2 separate regions of the Homo sapiens genome follow, and region 2 is linked to region 1. Evidence: read pairs that join two places in POLR2A ChIA-PET (ENCODE). Cell type or tissue: HepG2. All regions are shown on one strand. Links, peaks and the distances in the headings refer to the core of each region. The heading gives the core; the rest is flanking DNA.

Region 1 (9,996 bases), core at 2,418-7,417:
GTCAGGAGTTCAAGACCAGCCTGGCCGACATGGTGAAACCCTGTCTCTACTAAAAATACAAAAATTAGCTGTGTGTGGTGGTGCGCGCCTGTAATCCCAGCTACTGAGGAGGCTGAGCCAGGAGAATCGCTTGAACCTAGGAGGCGGAGATTGCAGTGAGCCAAGATCGCATCACTGCGCTCCAGCCTGGAGACAGAGCGAGACTCCATCTAAAAAAAAAAAAAGAAAAAAGAAAAAGAAAAGAAAAGAAAAATGAAAGAAAAAGAAAAGAAAAGAAAAATGAAAGAAAAGAAAAGAGAGGGCCGAGTGAAGACTGAAAACAGAATCTAGTTCTGTTAAGTTTTGCTGTAGCTGTTGTTTTTTAAATATTAGCTATACAGAGTGAAAGAACAATACCCGAAGTGTATTTCGTGAGTAGGAAACAGAGCCTGCCCTGGTCATTTTTAACAACTCCTAATCTGTGGTTTAGGTATATAATCCTTGTTCTTGATTCTACTAATTATCAATAAATTAAAATTATTTAAGTGCCACATAACAAGCCATCATAAGTTTGTATTACAATGACTTTAGCTCTGCATTGTTTTTCCTTGTTTGCTTCCCTGAGGTTGGAGAGGAACTTATCAACTACCACTTCCATAAAACCTATTATCATCATACTACAGATACTAAGTTTGAGATAGCAGACTGTTAATCCTGAAAGTTCTGAGATAACACATGAGCAATTAGGAAAAAATTCCTTTTTAGTTTTGAACTTAAAACTCAAATATGAAAGTGCATGAACTGCCCAGGGTTTTTACTTACCAATAAAATACTGGACACATAAACCCAGTACGTGATATAAATATTATTTTTAAGTAAATGTGCGTGTGAGGGGATGGTTTGAAAATCATTTCATCTCAGGGAAGTCTTTTTCGTGGATCAAAACTGGTTGTGTTGTGGTTTATGGATTACATCTCTAGCACAGAATCACCAGGATCCTGCTTTACTGGTTATTTAACTTTGGGGCTCTGGCAACCTTGTTGATATTATCTATATCTGCTGTGGTTAATGACAAATTCCAATTGGGAAAAGCTGTTGTTAAAACAAATGTAATGTTTGGGCACTAAAGATGCAGGAGCCAAAAGGTCACCTAAGTGCTGCCCCCACCTTCTCTGGACTGATTCCTCCAGGAAGAATGTCAAGGTAAACGTTGGTATAATCTCCGGAACTCACAGAGTCTACCTTCTTTATCTGGAATTTGAGAGGTTTTTTTTCTAAATCTAATGTCATAACCTTCTAGAAAGTCATGATATTTTATACATATATGTCTATATATGTGTAAATATGTATAAAATATGTCTATCTTTATTTATATATAGTATTCCTCTGATTTGTAGCTAAATATAAAATATCTCTATCTTTATTTATATATATGTATTCCTCTGATTTGTAACTAAAGAAAGAAGACAGCAGATGAGGCCGGGCGCGGTGGCTCACGCCTGTAATCCCAGCACTTTGGGAGGCCGAGGCAGGTGGATCACGAGGTCAGGAGATCGAGACCAGCCTGGCTAACACCGTGAACCTCGTCTCCACTAAAAAATACAAAAAATTAGCTGGGCATGGTGGCGGGTGCCTGCAGTCCCAGCTACTCAGGAGGCTGAGGCAGGAGAATGGCCTGAACCCGGGAGGCGGAGCTTGCAGTCAGCCGGGATCGCCACTGTGCTCCAGCCTGGGTGACAGCGAGACTCTGTCTCAAAAAAAAAAAAAAAAAAAGACAGCAGGTGATTCTTTTGGCCCAGTGTCACACAGCTAGCCCCACAGACATCTCTAAAACCTGCTTGGTTTGTTAAAATCATAGTGCACCCACTCCAAGAAGAGCAGGAGGCAAAAGGAAAAAGGCAAAGGAAAACTGACTGAATGTAGGAGTTGTGGGGTTGAAAATTTGTGCAGTCTAAGTGTGATTAAGAGGATAAGTTAAATATTTACAAATTAATCTACATTACTCAGATATGAATGTTTTTGTTATACTCTGAACAAAACCAATTTAATGCAAGATCTGCTGCCATAATTTTACTGTAAGGGAGAATTCTGGAGATGAGAGTAAAACATTTTTCTTAAAACAACATCTAAGGATGAATCAGCCTTAGAGAATTTAATCCTCAGCAGCCTGAGGTACAGGTTTAATATGTTAAACCTGTACCTCATATTAAATCTGTACTCTTGGGGTGGCTCCTGAAGAGTACAGAATTAATATTGAGGTGTTGAGGTAGAAATTATCTCAAAATAAAGAAACTTTTAATGCCATCTAGTTAGAGTATCTGCCTGTCTGCTCCTTTTGGGTTAAGAGTGTGCTGATGGCCAGGCACAGTGGCTCACACCTGTAATCCCAGCACTTTGGGAGGCTGAGGTGGGCAGATCACCTGAGGTCAGAAGTTCAAGACCAGCCTGGTTAACATGGTGAAACCCCGTCTCTACTAAATATACAAAAAAAAATTAGCCGGGCATTGTGGCGGTCGCCTGTAATCCCAGCTACTCAGAAGGCTGAGGCAGGAGAATTGCTTGAACCTGGGAGGTGGAGGTTGCAGTGAGCCGAGATCAAGCCATTGCACTCCAGCCTGGGCAACAAGAGCAAAAATTCGTCTTAAAAAAAAAAAAAGAGTGTGCTGATGGATTATTAGAAGGTTCTCAACTATATCCTCAACTAATCTTTATTCTCCTAAGTACAGCTAGAAACTAGATGTTCTAGTTGGGAACATGTCTTCTAGTAAATGAAAGGGCAAGTGAGCTATACAGATCAGCAACTTGTCGCCACATCTGAAATGCTACTTAGTGCCTTGCCACTCAAGATTTTATGCAGATGCTTAGGAAGTGGTAATCAAGGAACACAGACTTCAGGCAATTTTGACAAAGTAAGCAAAGCTGAATGCATTAGAAAAAAAATTCTGGGAAAGGGTTATTCTATCATAATTTGAGAAATTTTCTTGCTCAAAAGCTCTTTGTAAGGACTCTCCAGCACTTTGCAGAATACAGTACAAGAAGCTGCTCATATCATGACTGGGGTCTGGTCATAAGCATACAATGCTACATTGGCTCCCCATTGGATCCCCATGTTACAAATAAGGAAGTGGTAGCTCAGAGGTTGGGGCCTTCCCAAGGTCAGTAGGCTAGTAAATAGCAACCTGTCTAAAACGAGGTGCAAAGAGTGGCCCTAAAATATATCTATAACTTTTCGACCCAAAATTAGCCGGGCATGGTGGCGTGCACCTGCTGCTGAGACAGGAGACTCTCTTGAACCCAGGAGGCGAGGTCACAGTGAGCTGAGATCATGCCACTGCACTCCAGCTTGGGCGACTGAGTGAAACTCCATCTCAGAAAAAAATAAATAAATAAAATAACTTTTCTTGCCATTCTGTAGCTGAGACTTCTTTCATTTCTGCTTGTTGCCTCTTTTTTTTTCCGAGTGGTTGTGAACAACAACAGCAAGAATATTGCTATGTGTGTTTTTAGATTGTTATTTAATATTTTCTTCACTGACGTAGGCATCTTTCTGGATATTATTAGAAAGAAATGAAACACATTGCAATGAAATATTCGTTGCTTTCATTGGCAGTCCATCGTGTTAACTTTATTGGATGAATATGATAAAGCCACGAATTGTTCACGGCGGGGCGTGGGGGAGAAGACTCAGGCTGTTCATTCTCCATAAATACTTTTTTGTTTGTTTGTTTTTGAGGCGGAGTCTCTCTCTGTCGCCCAGGCTGCAGTGTAGTGGCTCGATCTCGGCTCACTGCAACCTCCGCCTCCCGGGTTCAAGTGATTCTCCTGCCTCAGCCTCCCGATAGCTGGGATTACAGGAGCGCACCACGACGCCCGGCTAATTTTTGTATTTTTAGCGGAGACGGGGTTTCGCCATGTTGGCTAGGCTGGTTTCGAACTCCTGACCTCAAGTGATTCGCCCGCCTCTGCCTCTCAAAGTGCTGAGATTACAGGCGTGAGCCACTGCGCCCGGCCCGGCCCATAGACACTTTTTTAAACCTCTGTTCCACAATATTGACAGGTTTTATTCTCATATTTATCCTAAATTTCTAGTATTACCATATATTAATACTGTGCCCACATTACTGTAATTTTTAGAAAGAAAACATCGTGTGCAAAATGACCCTTTTAGAATGGTATAGTCCCTCTCCCCCAATTTTGTTTTTCTTAAACATTCAACAAACCCAAGAATCTCTCCTGCCTGACTTAGTTTTAACTTAGTTTCAACAGGCCCACGACCAACGTAGAAAAATCTTGCAGCGCCCGGGTTTGGGCTCAGCCGGAGTCGGCAGAGGCGCTTGCACCTCCCAACTGGGTGAAAACTGGAACCTTTCCGGGTTCACGAGCCCAAGCCCCATCTCTTCCCAGAGCGCGCGCGCCCTCTGGCGCCTGAACCGGCGACTGGACGCGGTGGAGGCGTGGGATTCGGAGGCCGGGACCCCAAGCTCTGCGCTGGAGGCGTCAGGAGCCGCGAGGTCATCCGGTCTCAACCTCAGGCGCCCCTGTGCAGGCCTCCCTACACTCCTCAAGCTGCGCTCCCTACTCGTGCCACATCCCTTGTTCCGTAGGTATTGCTTCGGGGGTGACACAGTTGGCGTTAGAAGCGCGGTGGCCTCACTTGCCGGAGAGGGTCTTGGTTTTGCGCCTTTTTCCGTGGCCCGGGAGGCTTGCCAGGCGCTCGCAGCAGCGAGCCGGGTGCTTGCATCTCAGAGAGCAGCCGAGCTCCCTTCCCTGGCCCCGTACCCGCGTGCAAGGGGACCGAGCCCCGGGAAGGGGAAGAACTTGTAATCGCTTGCAGCGGGACAATGTCGACTTTTGAACCTCTAACCACTAAGCAAACAACCCATGTGCTCTTGCTCCACTGTCCAAACAGGGTTTATTGACAGGCGTTTCACGGCAACGCATAGCAACCCCGGCGGCTAGGGGGCGGGCCTGTGGGCGCGGCCGGGGCGCGGGGAGACCTGCGGGGCACCGGGGCTCAGACCGGCCCTGACCCAGGACCCCTGACCCAGGACCCCTCGCCCAGCGGACCCGGACACGGCTTCCTCCTCTGCCCGGCACCCCCCGACCCCACGCCCCGCACTCCTCCCTCTGGCTTCGAGGCCAGGCGCCCGCGGGCCGGGCCACCGGAGCCCCTTTCCCAATCCTGGAGCTGTATACGCCACCCGGAAGGGCCGCGGAATTGGAGAGGTGCTGCAGAGGGTCTATACCTCTTGCTGTTTCCCGGCTCTGCTCATCTTCCCCAACTGCCCTTAAGGCGCCTCCGTGGGCGCGCTGATTAGGCTCTCGGATGTTGGTGGGAAGATCGAAACGAAGGGCTAAGCCCCCCTCGCCCGGGTCCTGCCGGAAAGTTCAGCTCGGCGGCCTCCAGGATCAAAAATTTTAAAGGCTGCAGCCCGGTCCCCAGTGGATCGGCCAGATAACAAGAAACTGTCACTAAAAGGATCATTTTATACTGGGTCTAGAAATCTTGTTTGTGGGGTGATTGGGTTGGAAGGGGGGGCGCGGTCGGGGATAAGGAAACTGCAAAGACAGAGAAGAGAGTGGAGGCAGAAAGGGCTCACGGAAATGCCCAGTGATTTACAGAAGACTAAATTCATGGAAATGCTGTCTTGGGAAACTAGGGGGATTTTTTTTAAAAAAAATTTAATGCTCACGTTTAACTAGCTGGGTTGTGGGGCGTCCTTAGGAGGGAGTCACTGCAGAAGGGAACTGCCTGCTGTTTGCAAAAAGCCTCCATGTGGATTTGGTGAGATGCTATGAGGGGGCCCTCTCACCCCCACCCCCCATAATTTCTGACTGCTGGGAAGCACCTGGCCATTCAGATGTGCATTTTGCCCAAAGGCACCCCCAGGAGAGCCACGCATTCCAAGGCTGGGCTCAGGCTTGGGGGCAGGGAAGGTCTCAGAACCTGCTCTTTCAGGCTTCTGATGCTCTGGGGTAAAATGAGGCTGTCCAGATAATCTCCACTCCCTCTCTGAATTTTCCAAATCAGCTTGCAAGCAGAGAAGATATTTCATTTCTTTAAAAAATAAAAAATAGTTGCAGACAAAATCTGAAGATAAATACAGAATCTGAAATCTGGAAAGCTCATTTATCTCTTTTTCTTTTTAGAAAAAATTCAACTGTGTTCAAATACTCCCCACTTCCCTTCACCATATCACTTCTCCCCCCATGGATCCAGAAGGCTTTAAAAACTCTGGCTTGGATGTTACACAGACCAACAACCCAAACAGCAGCAACAACAACACAAACTCCCCCCACCCCCTTCTTCATCAGCCCCAAGATTGTGAAAATGACAGGAAGTCCAGGTTGGCTCTGGCATTTATAGCACTGACATACATTCAGCCCAGAGAAGCTCTGGTGACAGGCTCTCTAAACAAGTCCCTGTTCGGGCCCCCTGGTCAGGCCTGGAGTCCAATAACCACCCCCTCATACCACACCCTGTGCATACACCAGCCAAGCCTTTCCTGGTCTGGGAAGGGAAGAGAAAAAAGACGCAGGCCACCTGGGGGTTCTGCAGTCTTTGGTCAGTCCAGCTTTCTATCTTAGCTGCCTTTGGCTTCCGCAGTGTAAACCTTGCCTGCCCGGAGGCAGGAGGCCCAGCTGGACCTCCGAGGGCCATGAGCAGGCAGCAGCCATCTTGGCCTCAAGCTTGCCTTTCCCTTGAGTCCCTCTCTCCCCTCGGCTCTAGCCAGAGGTGCAGCCTGCAGATCTAGGAAGAGAAGAGCTGGGGAGGAGGATGAAGGCCTGGTTGGTGTGGTCAGTCCAGGCAATGCTTCTGCCAGTCCGGAATGAAGCCCAGCGGAGGCTTTCTGTCTCCTCAGTGGCAGAAAAAGCCAGATGGGAAAAAGTAAAAATCTGGGAGAGTATATTTCTTGAGGCCCCAAATCCCACTTGTCTTACTCCTGGCTCCCATTTTTCCTCTGAGAGCCAGGTCTGTAGGTCTATGGCTGTGGGTGGGAGGGGAGGGGTCTCTCCTGAGGAGTCTAGCAGAGTCCACGCTCCTCATGGCTCAGCCTGGAATTGCTCTGCCGCTGCAGAACCCGGTGGGTCACTGGGTGACGGTGGGGTTTAGCACCCCCCCAGTTGGCCCCAGAACCCCAGGGACAGAGCCAGGCACTGAGGCTTGCAGGGAAGACACCGGACTCAAGGGCTCTGGGACACTTCTCAGAGGACCTGGCTGAGGCTGGGGAGGCTGTGGTGGCGGCGGAGGCGGCTGTGGTGGCTGCTGCTGCTGTTGCTGCTGCAACTTCTTCTTGTTGATTTTCCTCTCCTTTGCTCTGCGGTTCTGAAACCAGATTTTAACCTAGAAATGGAAAGGTGGAGAAAAGCACATTGTGGTGAAGATGTGAGGGAAAAGAGGAACAGTACCCAGCAGTATCATCAACATCTTCTGCTCCAGCTACAGAACTCCAAGTCCTTCTAGAAGCTTTCCTCGGGCATCCCCATAACAGCCCAACCCTGGATCCATTCTTAGGCCCAATTCAGCCTCATGGGGAAGAGTCTTCCTCCTTCCTTGCTCCCTGAGTTTCTTTTCAAAGCAACTTTTATCTACGTATTTACTGCAAAAGTTTAAAGTCTCAGAACCAAGGAAAACTGAAACTGCAAGGCCCTTTCTACACAGCAAAGGGAGGCCAGTGCTGGGTGGTATACTTCAAATGGCAACCTTTGGCCCCTCAAGGCTAAACTAAAACGTAATTTTCCTCACCTTAGAGCTGAAAATGAGATTTAATTTTGTGGCTTCCTGGCTGTGAAGTTGGCCTGTTTTTCTAGACTATATATATAAAATGTTCATGAACCAAGTCTTGTCCCTCTAGTTTTTGTGAGAGACTGAGTACTTTATTCAGTTTATTTTCTTAGGTACAGTGCTGGAAACAAAGAGAATAGGTCTTTAATATGTCTTTATAGACCCAAATGGAATTCTGGATTAAACTAATACCCTTGGCTGTTTTTCACACTTCTTATATCCCTCAAAAGAGAGAGACAGAAAAAATCAACAACATCAAAAAAAGAGGACTAAAGGTAGAAGGAGGCTTTTTAAAAAAGTACTCCAGGGCCAGGCACAGTGGCTCACACCTGTAATCTCAGCACTTTGGGAGGCCGAGGCGGGTGGATCACCTGAGGCCAGGAGTTCGAGACTAGCCTGACTAACATGGAGAAACCGCATTTCTACTAAAAATACAAAATTAGCCGGGCGTGGTGGCACATGCCTGTAGTCCCAGCTATTTGGGAGGCTGAAGCAGGAGAATCGCTTGAACCCGGGAGGCAGAGGTTGCAGTGAGCTGAGACCGCGCCATTGCACTTCAGCCTGCACAACAAGAGTGAAACTGCGTTTCGACGGTGGCGGGTGGGGGGGCATGTACTCCAGGCCAGGCATGGTGGTTCACACCGGTAATCTCAGCACTTTAGGAGTCCAAGACAGGAGGAGCATTTGGAGTTTGAGACCAACCTGGGTAAGACAGTGAGACCATCTCTGCAAAAAATTTAAACATTAGCCAGTCATGGTGGCTCGAGCCTGTAGTCCAAGCTACTCAGGTGACTGAGGCAGGAGGATCCCTTCAGCTCAGGAAGTCAGGGCTGCAGTGAGCTATGATTGTGCCACTACACTCCAGCCTGGGCCACAAAGCAAGACCCCATCTCTGTTTAAAAAAAAAAAAAAAAAAAAAAAGGACTCCAAAGACGAATGCTTGCATCCTCCTGCTTCAGTCTCTCCACAGATTTAGATGGCCCCTGCAGCCAGATTTTCTAACTCTCATGGTCCTCTGCCAGGCAGTGGCCCGCCCGGAGGGAGCTAGGCGGTCCCCACCTGCCTCTCAGAGAGCCCCAGCGTGGCGGCTAGCTCGGCTTTCCTCCGGATGGTGATGTAGCGACTGTAGTGAAACTCCTTCTCCAGCTCCAGCCGCTGGTGGTCCGTGTACACCACTCGATATTTGTCTTTCGTCCTGGTTTTCACTGTGGAGGAAGGAGAAGTGAGGGCTGAGAACTGCAAGGCAGCCCATCAGTCATGGGTAATGACAAACCTCCCTAACCCAGGGACATTTCTCTTCCTCCACCACCCTGGGGGGCCCGGGTTTGGCTGGTTCCTGCCAAGTCTGACAAGACCCCCCAGAGGGTCCTGTGGGGGGAGGGTATGAGGCTAGTGGAGGCAACTAAACTAACCTTGGTATTAAGTGGTTTTTAAAAATTAAGGAAAGTGAAAACCTCATTCACACAGAAGACAGCAGAATGTAACCACCCTTTCGGTAAACCAAATACAGTACTGGCATATATTTGACACCAAGGGAAAGGGGGCAGGGTGAAGTGGCCGGGATCCTGGAAGCATCCAGATTTCCAGGCCTACCAGAGATGGAAGCCCACCCCGAAAACAGCTGTCATTGTGGGCACATGTTGTAGAGGGGGTGTGGGGGTTACTACTTTGCTTTACTACAAGTGGAAAGCGGGGCTCAGGAGCTGACAAGTCGCCAGAATCATCCCCCAGACACACCAGGCCCATCAGGTGGAATTCTGAGCTGGGCTCTGGCCGAGGGAACAGGCAGAAAACCCCTCCTGCTGGGGACACTTTATACCTGCCCAGACCAGGTTTGGCGTTTGGTACTTTTTCTTTTTTGATCCTCCATTTATTCCTGCTGCAAATCCGGCCAGAGTTATCCTGACCAGTGATCTATGCTCATTGGATTGAGTCAACATATTAAATCCCAGATTGATTGTTTTACTGAAGGGCCTTGACAAATAGTGTCCACAATGTTGGAGCAGGCCCGAGCCTGGCGTCTCCACCAGGTCTGTCTTGGCTCAGCCCTTGGCAGAGCCCTGGCCAGAAGCTGTTCTCTCTGGCTCCGTCCCACTTTTGGGTCTTCTTGCAGCTGAACAGGTTCAATCGCCCAGTGCCCAATCCCACAGAAAGATCTGAAGGGCCTGGGAGTTGCCTGGAGGTGTTTAATGCCCCGCAGGCTGACTTTGTTCAGGTAAAACCCTTTGCAA
Region 2 (9,996 bases), core at 2,583-7,582, 560 kb before region 1:
GACACGAGTCTATTTGGAAGTACACAAAGGCTATCAGTGTCGATGTTATTCAGACTGTGAGTAACAGTTCCATTCCTGCCAATGCTGTCTTCATTCTTCCTTCTCCAGGTAGGTCCCTCTTGGAAACCAAACTGGTGGATCTCAAAAGGTTGCCGTTTCCCCTGACTTAAAGAAAGGAAGTTAGGCCTCTGCCCACTTTGTTCGGGCTTCTTAAGTCAAGAATTGTTTGTTGGTTTGTTGTTGTTCAACTTATTATTAAATATTATTGAATAGATGGTGCTTATTTAAATATATTTTTTCTGTAGCATTTTCCAAAGGGCAGATTTTTAGCACTCAAAACTTCAAGATGGCTTCCAAATTTATATAGGCATTTTTATCTCAAGGAGATCCCAGATGAGAGCTCCTCTGAGAAAAGAATATTTTCAAAGTCTTTATTTCCTTACTGAAATAACCTGGGGTAGGAATTGGAACCTGGAACAGGTCAGAAACAGCCCTTAATGGAAGCAGGGCAAGGAAACAGGGCCCGTCCACCTCCAGCACCCTCACTCATTCCAACAAAAAAGTGGAAGCAAAAGATGGAAGGAATGTTTTTGTCTTATTTCTAAATGAATGGATCCTTTTTGAAAGAAATTCAGATCCGCTGTCATTAAAAATCAGATAACATGGGCCAGGCACAGTGGCTCATGCCTGTAATCCCAGCATTTTGGGAGGCTGAGGCGGGTGGATCACCTGAGGTCAGGAGTTCAGGACCAGCCTGGCCAATATGGTGAAACCCCGACTCTACTAAAAATACAAAACTTACCCAGGTGTTGAGAGGTGAAGATAGCTGGACTTCCTGGGTTGAGTGGGGACTTGGAGAACTTTTCCGTCTTACAAGAGGATTGTAAAATGCACCAATCAGCATAGGCAGGATTGTAAAACACACTAATCACTGCTCTGTAGCTACCTAGAGGTTTGTAAAATGCACCAATCAGTGCTCTGTAAAAACGCACCAATCAGTGCTCTTTGGCTAGCTAGAGGTTTGTAAAATAAACCAATCAACACTCTGTAAAATGGACCAATCAGCAGGATGTGGGCAGGGACAAATAAGAGCATAAAAGCTGGCCACTCCCCTCCCCGCCAGCCGCGGCAACCTGCTCCGGTCCCTTTTGATGCTTTGGAAGCTTTGTTTTTTGGCTTTTCACAATAAATCTTGCTGCTGCTCACTCTTTGGGTCCCTGCCACCTTTAAGATCTGTAACACTCGCTGCGTCTGCAGCTTCATTCTTGAAGTCAGCAATACCAGGAGCCCACCAGAAGGAAGAAACTCCAACTCTGGACACAGTGTGGTGGTGGATACCTGTAATTCCAGCCACCGGGGAGGCAGGAGAATTGCTTGAACCCAGGAGGCGGAGGTTGCAGTGAGCCAAGATCAAGCCACTGCACTCCAGCCTGGACGACAGAGCGAGACCCTGTCTCAAAAAAAAAAAAGCATGAAAAAAAAAAAACTTTAAAAATCCACATTTGGCCAATAAAAGGACTCATACAGTTACTAGCATGGAGGAAAAAAGCATTTTTAGTCATTGGATCGGTATCATAAAATGTATAAATCATGTATACATGTCCTTGGAAATGTCCTTTGGTATTGGAATTTGAGTTTTATGATCTGCTTATAACTAAAGTTTCTGGTTAAGTTTTTAAGGGAGAGAAAATGAAAAGCTTTCAAAGCCAACACCTTGTTTCTCAGGACATACCCCAGGGCAGAGTTTTATGACTGCACTAGGCTTTTAGTCACTGGCTGGCACTTTCCTCCTAATTCTCAAAATGCTTCCAGCACTTCCTCTTTATGGTGGGGCTGGGCTTCCGGCACCTCCAGAAGTGCAGACTTGCCCAGCCCATCTTGGCTGTAGACAGACTGCTTAGCCACAGCTCGGCCCAGAGTGGGACACCCTCAGTGACTGTGCCAAGGGGAGTAGGAATGGGAAACAAGGAAAAACCAGGCTTTCCTAAACCACTGCTGCACTCAATGGTGTGCCGAGGCTGGCTGGCATAGGCTGGCAAGCATCTTCACGAATCTAAATATTATATTTAGTAAGTTCCCAGTTATTAAACATAGCCACTGTTGATAATTAAGTTTTATAAAGGTACGCTGAAATAAGGTATATAAAAAACAAAGGTAAAATGCTCAAAGCTCATTACTTCCTAATTTGTTTTTTGCTGCATTGTATTACAATTTACGTTCTTGAGGTTACTTAGGCTACTGAAGGTGTATGGTAGGAATACTATAGAAAGGTGTATTACTGTGAATCTTTCCCCAACTCTGAGGTCAGTGATGCCTGTCAGTAGACTGAAATCAGCCATGGTGGGAATGTTTACCAGAACAAGGGCAAACACTGCAAGCCAGGGCTTGATGGTTTAGTTGATTGCCTGGACTTAAGAAAGTGATGGAGAAAATGTTAATGATGCAAATTAAACTTAAAACTGTAATGTTCATAGCCATTACATTGCAGATTGCTTAAACATTGAAAATACTTTCTTCTAGCTTTTGAAAATACTATCTGATTTGGCAAAACAGTCACATCATTGATAAAGGACTGAAATTTTGACATAGTCTTTGTTATTTCACACTTTTTTTTTTTGAGACGGAGTTTTGCTCTTGTTGGCCAGACTGTAGTGCAATGGCGTGATGTCGGCTCACTGCAACCTCAGCCTCCCAGGTTCAAATAATTCTCCTGCCTTAGCCTCCCAAGTAGCTGGGATTACAGTTGCCCGCCACCACACCTGGCTAATTTTTGTATTTTTAGTAGAGTCGGGGTTTCACCGTGTTGGCCAGGCTGGTCTCAAACTCCTGACTTCAAGTTATCCACCCTCTTCGGCCTCCCAAAGTGCTGAGATTACAGGCGCGAGCCACCACGCCTGGCATTTTTTTTTTTTTAGACTAGTCAAGTGCAGGAGTGAGAAGGAGGAAAGTGTAGAATAAAGAGTTGGATCTGTAACTAACTATGAACTATCGGTTGAGATAACTCACTACCTTTCGATCACCCACTTTTGTCTTACTCTTAAACAAAATGACAACTAACATTTATGTTGGAACCGCACTTGTTCATCAATTGCAACTACAGTTTGGCTATGGATACAAGATTCAACAAAAATCAACTGAAAGCATTTAGTGAGAGTCGGTTATATGGGATTTGTGATTAAGAGTATTGTATATTTAATTGTATGTTTATTTGTAAGTTGCACATCACACATCTGTATCAACATTTATAATAAACATATTAAACACGCACACACACAGACACACTTTTTACCCCTGAAAGCTGGCTGCAAACATCTCTACTAGCACACCACTGCATACACTGGTGTAATGTAATTCCAGACTTCTAGGACTGGAGCCTGCAAAACTTTTTTGACAGCACCCTACTTTGACAAGCCAGAAACTTCATGGCCTACCTCCCTCATTCACTTTCCATATGGCGTAGGAAAAGGGATGCCCACATACATCTGGCAGAATCACATACATTTTTCATTTAGCAATAGCGGCATGCGTGGTTCATATTTGAACCTAGTGTGTTTATGTGTTCAAGTGTAGTTACCAGAACAGCATAGGCAGATGCTAGAATATACCATCACACACTAACCAGACAACACACAGTGAACTAAGTTGGCAATAAAGACACAAAACCAACTGTAAGTTATAATTCAAAAGCAAGAAAAGCAGCACTTATAAAGCATGACAACCTCAAGACAGCACTAATAGCAAATTGTTCCTCTTCCAAACTGCAGGAATTCCAACTATGCTGCATATGTGGGCCACAGAGCTAAGCCGTGCACAGCAGCCAGATCTCTGGGAAGGAACTGAAGTTAAACCCTTGGTAAATGCTAGTTCTGTGCTAGTTTTAGTGTGTGAATAATAAGCTGTACCGACTCCTAATGACTCACTTCTTAGGTCACAAATACTTAGGCTTATATAAAAATGAAAGTGTCTGGAACTGCCTGTCATTGACACAATAGGCATGCAAAAAGAACCTGAGTGATCTGCTTAGCAGGAGGCAGGCTGGGCATTGGGTTAGCAGTACTGGCTCTAGAGAATTCTACCGCATAACTGATATCTTACACAGAACAGCTCTCTTCCTGGCTTGGGCTTCACTAAGGCCATTTCTAATCACCACCAAGTTTGATTTCAACTTTGGAGTCAATGCAATCCTTGTGCTAAATGAGATCCTTCCTGGTAGTTACTGGCACTGTCTGGCATATTTGTGGAAGCATTAACTCCTTGAGGTAGTCAATTAGTTGCTGCTGGAGCTAAGTCCACGACAGAATTTCTGCAGTCAGCTCTAGGCAGGCCCACCTCCTGCCACACTGCTCTCCAGGCACATGGAAGGGTTTCCCTCACCACCAGTTTACTCCTGGGGCCTAGCTCGGTCTCAGGCAGGAGAGCACTCAGGAAGACAGCCATATATCACTCCACTCGAGGCTGCCTCTGGTCTGGAAATTGTGGGTCTGCTTCACCGTGTGCTGTAAAGAGCTTATATTTCCGTTTATTTGTTTCTCCAGATCGAAACAGCATTGGCAGAGGGACAGAGCCAGCACCGGGACTGACCAGGAGCTGTTCCTCCTTCGCCTCATTTTAGAGTTGATTTGGGGGTTAAAGGTTACGCTTTTTGAGAGAGGTAGTAAAACATTAATTATGGGTAAAGTTCTTTCTCTCTTGCTCCATAGATTAACTGGCTGATCCTGTTTGCTCTATGAAGTGAACCATATTTGCTAAGGGTAATTTGAAATCGGCAGTGCAAATGGCCCCCTGACTTCCTCCTGCTGTTGGGCACTGTGCTGAGGTGAGTGCTGCAGGGCTCATGGTCATCAAGTCCCCCCAGTGGGACAAATACTGCATATCTTGTGAGAACCACTGGATTACTAAGATGTTAGCAGCCCCATGGACTTCCCGGAGCCTGTCCCTCGTCAGGAAATGTGCCATCTAACGCATGCACATCAGTTCACAGTGATGCACAGTAAAACCGAAAGCCAAGGGTCTGATTAACTGGCATCACTGAAGGCTCTGGTTTTATTCCCATCCTGGGTGACCTGGGAGCATCCTTCAGATTGTGCATCTAGGGTATGATGGGTTTATTTGTTCATCACCGTCTTCCTCGGGTGTAGAGCAGGGTCTGGCATGGAGCAGGCGTTCCGTATTTGCTGAGCGAACACACAGATCGTATGACCTGCTCTACACCTGTTGCTTGCTGCCTTCACGTCACTTACGGTCTCACTGGGGAGATGTGAGTGTTACACGTGAGACCATGAGACAGCAGGAAAAGACTAGCAGAGCCAGGAGCTAAAACATGGGCAAGGCCAGCAGGTCCCGGCAGGAAGTCTGCGGGCTCTGAGGCCCTCGTGGGCACAGGGCTGAGGTTGGGCAGGCGCCTCCGCGTCTGCTGGGCAAAGATCAGGTTGGCGCCGGGGTGGGAGGCTGGACAGGTGTGGAGGAGCAGGAAACACATTCCAGGTTTCCCTAAGGAAATGGGAAAAACCAGTTGTTTTAAAAATTGAACTGAATTCTTTCTTTTTTTCTTTTTTTTTTTTTTTTTGAGATGGAGTCTTGCTCTGTCACCAAGGCTGGAGTGCTGTGGTGTGATCTCGGCTCACTGCAACCTCCACCCGCTGGAAAAATTGAACTGAATTCTGTCTTAACCAACTTCCAGGGCATGGCCAAAGTCATCTGTAGCAGAGTATCCCCATGGACTGGGTTTGGGACTGTAACTTAGTGCCTGGAAACATTGGTACCAAGCTGAGGCTCTTATGGTTCCATTGTTCGTGGTCTTGAGACTTGGCCTTCATAAACACAGCTCAGCAAAGGCGTCGTTATTGGGCAGGCCACTGCAAACTTGCCCAAATCTGTGGAAGCACCTGGTGAATCCCGAGCACTCTCTAAGCAGAGTGAGAAGAACCCTGAAGCCACATTTTTGAAGTGTCTCTTATGAGCGTTGAAGATGGGGGCATCTGCTGAGCTTATGCAGGAGGCTGTTTGCTTATTTGAGGGCTGAAGTTTGTATGAAGACTGGCGGTGCGTGTGTATCACCAGTCGTAGCCGAAGCAACTTGGGGAGGCTTTTCACGGTTGTTCAAGCTGTTTATAACAGCTGTGTATCCACAGGTGACACTAGTGCTTGGAGCAGCAGAGGAGCCATGCTTGGGCAGCAGCTGCTTTGTAATCCATGCACTGAAATTCTGTCCCCTGTGCTGGGTGGGGATGCTCTCTGTGGTGTCATTGAACTCAGTGTGTGTTGTTGCTGTTTGCAATGTGCTCAATGGCTCAGATGCAATGATGGATGCTTCCAGGAGAGGCAACATGAGTCCTTGAATCATACAAATTCATATTCCACAGCCTCATGAAGTCATCTCTGCTGAATCAGGTTTCTCCCTGACATGGAGGGTGTGGCCACACAGCATCTGACAGCATGGAGAGAGCAATCAGACTAATTTCTTATTATGTTCTAACAATATAAAAAATCCAAACTGCATAATTGAGGCAAATAATAAATCTTTCTGGACCATGATTACCCAATTTGACTGTTTACTTTAATCAAATCACAAAATAATGATCGAATTTGGATTTAATTATGTGCCTATAAAGATAACCAAGAAGCAAATGTAAGTAACTGTCAGTCAAAGTCTTCTCAGACAATAGCTCGCATTACAACACGCCAATTACATTTTTATCAGGTAGTTAAGTTAATTACCTGTGGTAAATGTGTTAGTGGGACAAGTGTAGATTGCTGTAAACATTTGCTGACCACTTTAAAATGCTGCTGGACCATATGGGAGGATTCAAGGGTACAATAGCATGCAGATGTATTTACACCTGCTAATGCCATATAAAATCCAATAAAGTGTTCATGGTGAAACCTGTGTGTCTTTTTTTCCACCACAAGATGGCTCTGTGGTGGTTTCTTCTCAGAAACCACATGGGTGGCAGGACAAATTCATGGTTGTGAAGTAGCACACACACTCTGGGCAATGGTGTTGTGGAAACTGGACATTTGGTTTGAACCAGTGACTTCAGCCTCCCTTCCTTGCTGAGAGAAACCTCTCCTTCCCACCCTCTCCCCCAAGCACCCGGTGCCTTTGGCTTCCCTCTGTCGGAGGCTAAAACAGCATCTGGGCTGGCCATGGTGGTTCACACCTGTAATCTCAGCACTTTGGGAGGTGGGCGGATCACCTGAGGTCAGGAGTTCAAGATCAGCCTGGCCAATGTGGCGAAATCCCGTCTCTACTAAAAATACAGAAATTAGCCAGGCGTGGTGGCACGTGTCTGTAATCCCAGCTACTCAAGAGACTGAGGCAGGAGAATCACTTGAATCCAGGAGGCGGAGGTTGCAGTGAGCCGCGATCACACCCCTGCACTCCAGCCGGGTGACAGAGTGAGACCCTGTCTCTCAAACAAAATAAAACAAAACCAACGACAAAAAAAACCCACCAGCATCTGGATCCTTCTGTGTTGGCAGGGACTTTGCCTATTTCGTTCATCACTGTCTTCCCAGTGCTTACAGCAGTGCCTGAAACTGCGCTTAGAAATTTGGGGTGTGCCAGTGGAGGCTGCAGTACCCATGGGAGTCAGTGTCAATTCCAGGTTGTATCCACCTCCATTTCAGGGTGCACTGCCTGAAATTCATTCCCTGCATGGAAGGGTGGTCAAGCTTTATATAATTTTAATATACAACTTCTTTCATTTGTCTATTTATATTAAGATAATTCCTTTCCAAAGTCCCCAACCCTGTGTAGTTCAAAACTTACTTTCAGTTGGGAATAAGTCAGCCTTATTCACATTTCTTCACCTACCATTCCCAGGCAGTACTGATTGCTGTCAGTTCTTTTTCTCAGGAAGTCTGTGGACTTATCTCAGCCTCTTCAAAATATTTTCTTTTTCTGCCAACCTAAAGCTTTCCACAACAGTTTTACTGCACTTGACTGTTTGCAGTGCCTAGTATGTGTTAACTTATTCAATTCTCCCCATGGCTTCTTGCCTCTGCTCAATCAGTTACCATTCAATTTTTGCTTTCCAGCATCCAAAAATGTTGTTGCTACAGTCTCTTGTCTCTGGTTCATTTGTCCTTCTGGGGTAATATGCTTTTTTGAAAAAGGACCTCACCATTACTTATTTGAGGGTTCAGAGGAAGCACAAGTAAATGCTTATATTCAATCCAACATCTTTTATAAGGAGCCCAAAGTGAGCCCTTTGCATGTAGTGTCATTGACTCATCACAATAATCCTGCACTGTTATTATCCTCATTTCCCAGATGAGGAAACTGAGGTACTGAAAAGTTGAATAACTTGCCAAGACCCCACCGTCAGGAAGTGGGACAGAACTAGAATCCAATTCCAGGCAGTCTGACTCCAGCATTTATCATTTTTTCTCTAGAAGAGGGGAGGTGCTAGAAATAGAAAACTGACTGAAGGTCTGTTTAAGAAGTAGTTAGACCCCTAAGCACACTGCACACACATGCATGCATGCATACATACACACAGAGACACACACTCTGTACGGATTTTCTTCTATTTACCATGTTAGTGAGGGGGGATCTTCTGCCCTAAACAGTGTAAGGTGGCTGAACACATGACACCCAGCACTGGGCTGATGAGATGACAACAGTTCATCAGTCACACATACTCAAACAGCCAGGGGAGGAGGACGCCACACACTGTGCAGGGCCACACAGCGGCGGCACTGGATGAACCAGTAGGGGCTGTGAGAGGAGGCTTTGTAGTAACAGGAGGATGAGGTGCTCCCTGGTTTCCAGGGGAGGATGTGATTGGTTTGTTTGAATAATTCCACAGACTGGCAAGGAGGTGAAGCCTGTTAGGTGGAGGATCAGGTGGAGTGCTGCTGGTCTGGCTGAGAGGGGAACTGGCCAGGTGGAGGAGATTTGTTGCTCGGGGGAGCATATCTGGCCAGAGCAGGGAAACTCATAGTCAGGCCTTTGGGGCCCTGTGAGGCTCTAAGACATCATGCAGCACATGACATTTTAGGTCTTACAACATGCAACAACACACACACAAATGCCCTCACTCCTCACTGTGGGTAATTTCACCTTTCTATTTCCAGAAGAAGCCTGGAGATAGTTATACCCAATGAAGACGTAAAAGCACCGGGTCTCTGGATTGATGGGAATGGTACAGTTGAGGGTACAGAAACTAAGGAAAAGTTTATACAATGAACAGGGCAACCCCCACTCTCTTTCCCCACAACTAGCAGCCAGCAGAACGCAATGTGCAGGGACTTGAGGGCTGTGACCACCCCAAGAGGAAAGCCCTACAGACACCGGGGCTGCCAATGAAACAGCCCAGCTCTTGGTCATCCCTCATGAGTCCAGGGCTTCAATTAGTTTTTAATTAAATATGAGAAAGCAGCCAGGGATCTGTAGGGGAGGGAAAAAGGGCTTCCCTCCACCCTTTGGCTGGGCTACAAATAATTAAATGGACATAAGACAGATTATCAGGAGAAAAACCATGTTTAATTATGTACATACGCACAGCAGTCCCACAATATATGAGACTTGAAGAAGGGCCAGATGACCGAAGCTTATATCCCATCCTGAGCTACAGAAAGAAATAGGGCCTCAGGGCTTCTAGCAGGAGATGGCAACAAGGTATGGGAGGAAGAGGGGTGGAAATGCATGGTGAACAAAGGTTGTCTTGTGCAGATAAAAGGTCTTTCAGGTAATAAAAGTTGTCTGGTCTTTCAGGTAATAAAAGTTGTCTGGAGCATCCCTCTTCCTGATACAGGTACTTTTTTGTTTTCACTTTTTAAAGGAAGTTATGACATTATAAGAGACAGAAGTTTTTTTGTTTCTTTGTTTTTCTGAGACAGGTTCTTGCTCTGTCACCCAGGCTGGAGTGCTGTGGCGTGATCATAGCTTACTGCAGCCTCAACCTCTTGGGCTCAAATGATCCTCCCAACTCAGGCTCCTGAGTAGCTGGGACTATAGGTGTGTACCACCATGCCAGGCCTGATACAGAT

The links. Peaks named below come from ENCODE experiments on the same cell type or tissue, not always from the same donor. Only the 100,000 strongest peaks of a DNase experiment are listed, where the experiment ranks them.
Region 2: POLR2A ChIA-PET joins it to region 1 with 7 read pairs; 2 of 35 experiments call an interaction of 5 or more read pairs at or near these places.

Annotation. Positions count from the first base shown.
Region 1 is chr13:27,956,046-27,966,041 of GRCh38, forward strand. It overlaps CDX2 (caudal type homeobox 2), which reads right to left. Exons shown (of 3, transcript NM_001265.6): 2 at 8,825-8,970; 3 at 4,873-7,324. The coding sequence ends at 7,070. Among named protein-coding and RNA genes, the nearest start is that of LINC00543, 7.5 kb to the left of the region's middle. RefSeq lists an enhancer at 9,737-9,996. In HepG2, for the core only: a CTCF peak has its summit at 4,400 (motif pointing left); DNase peaks (open chromatin) are centred at 4,466, 4,836 and 6,426; H3K4me3 peaks cover 2,599 bases.
Region 2 is chr13:27,399,566-27,409,561 of GRCh38, forward strand. It overlaps LOC124903138 (a long non-coding RNA gene), which reads left to right and starts at 3,649. Exons shown (of 2, transcript XR_007063733.1): 1 at 3,649-4,816; 2 at 5,570-6,882. It also overlaps the pseudogene RNY1P1. RefSeq lists an enhancer at 4,287-4,857. In HepG2, for the core only: CTCF peaks have their summits at 4,831 and 6,920 (motif pointing right); DNase peaks (open chromatin) are centred at 4,616 and 6,936.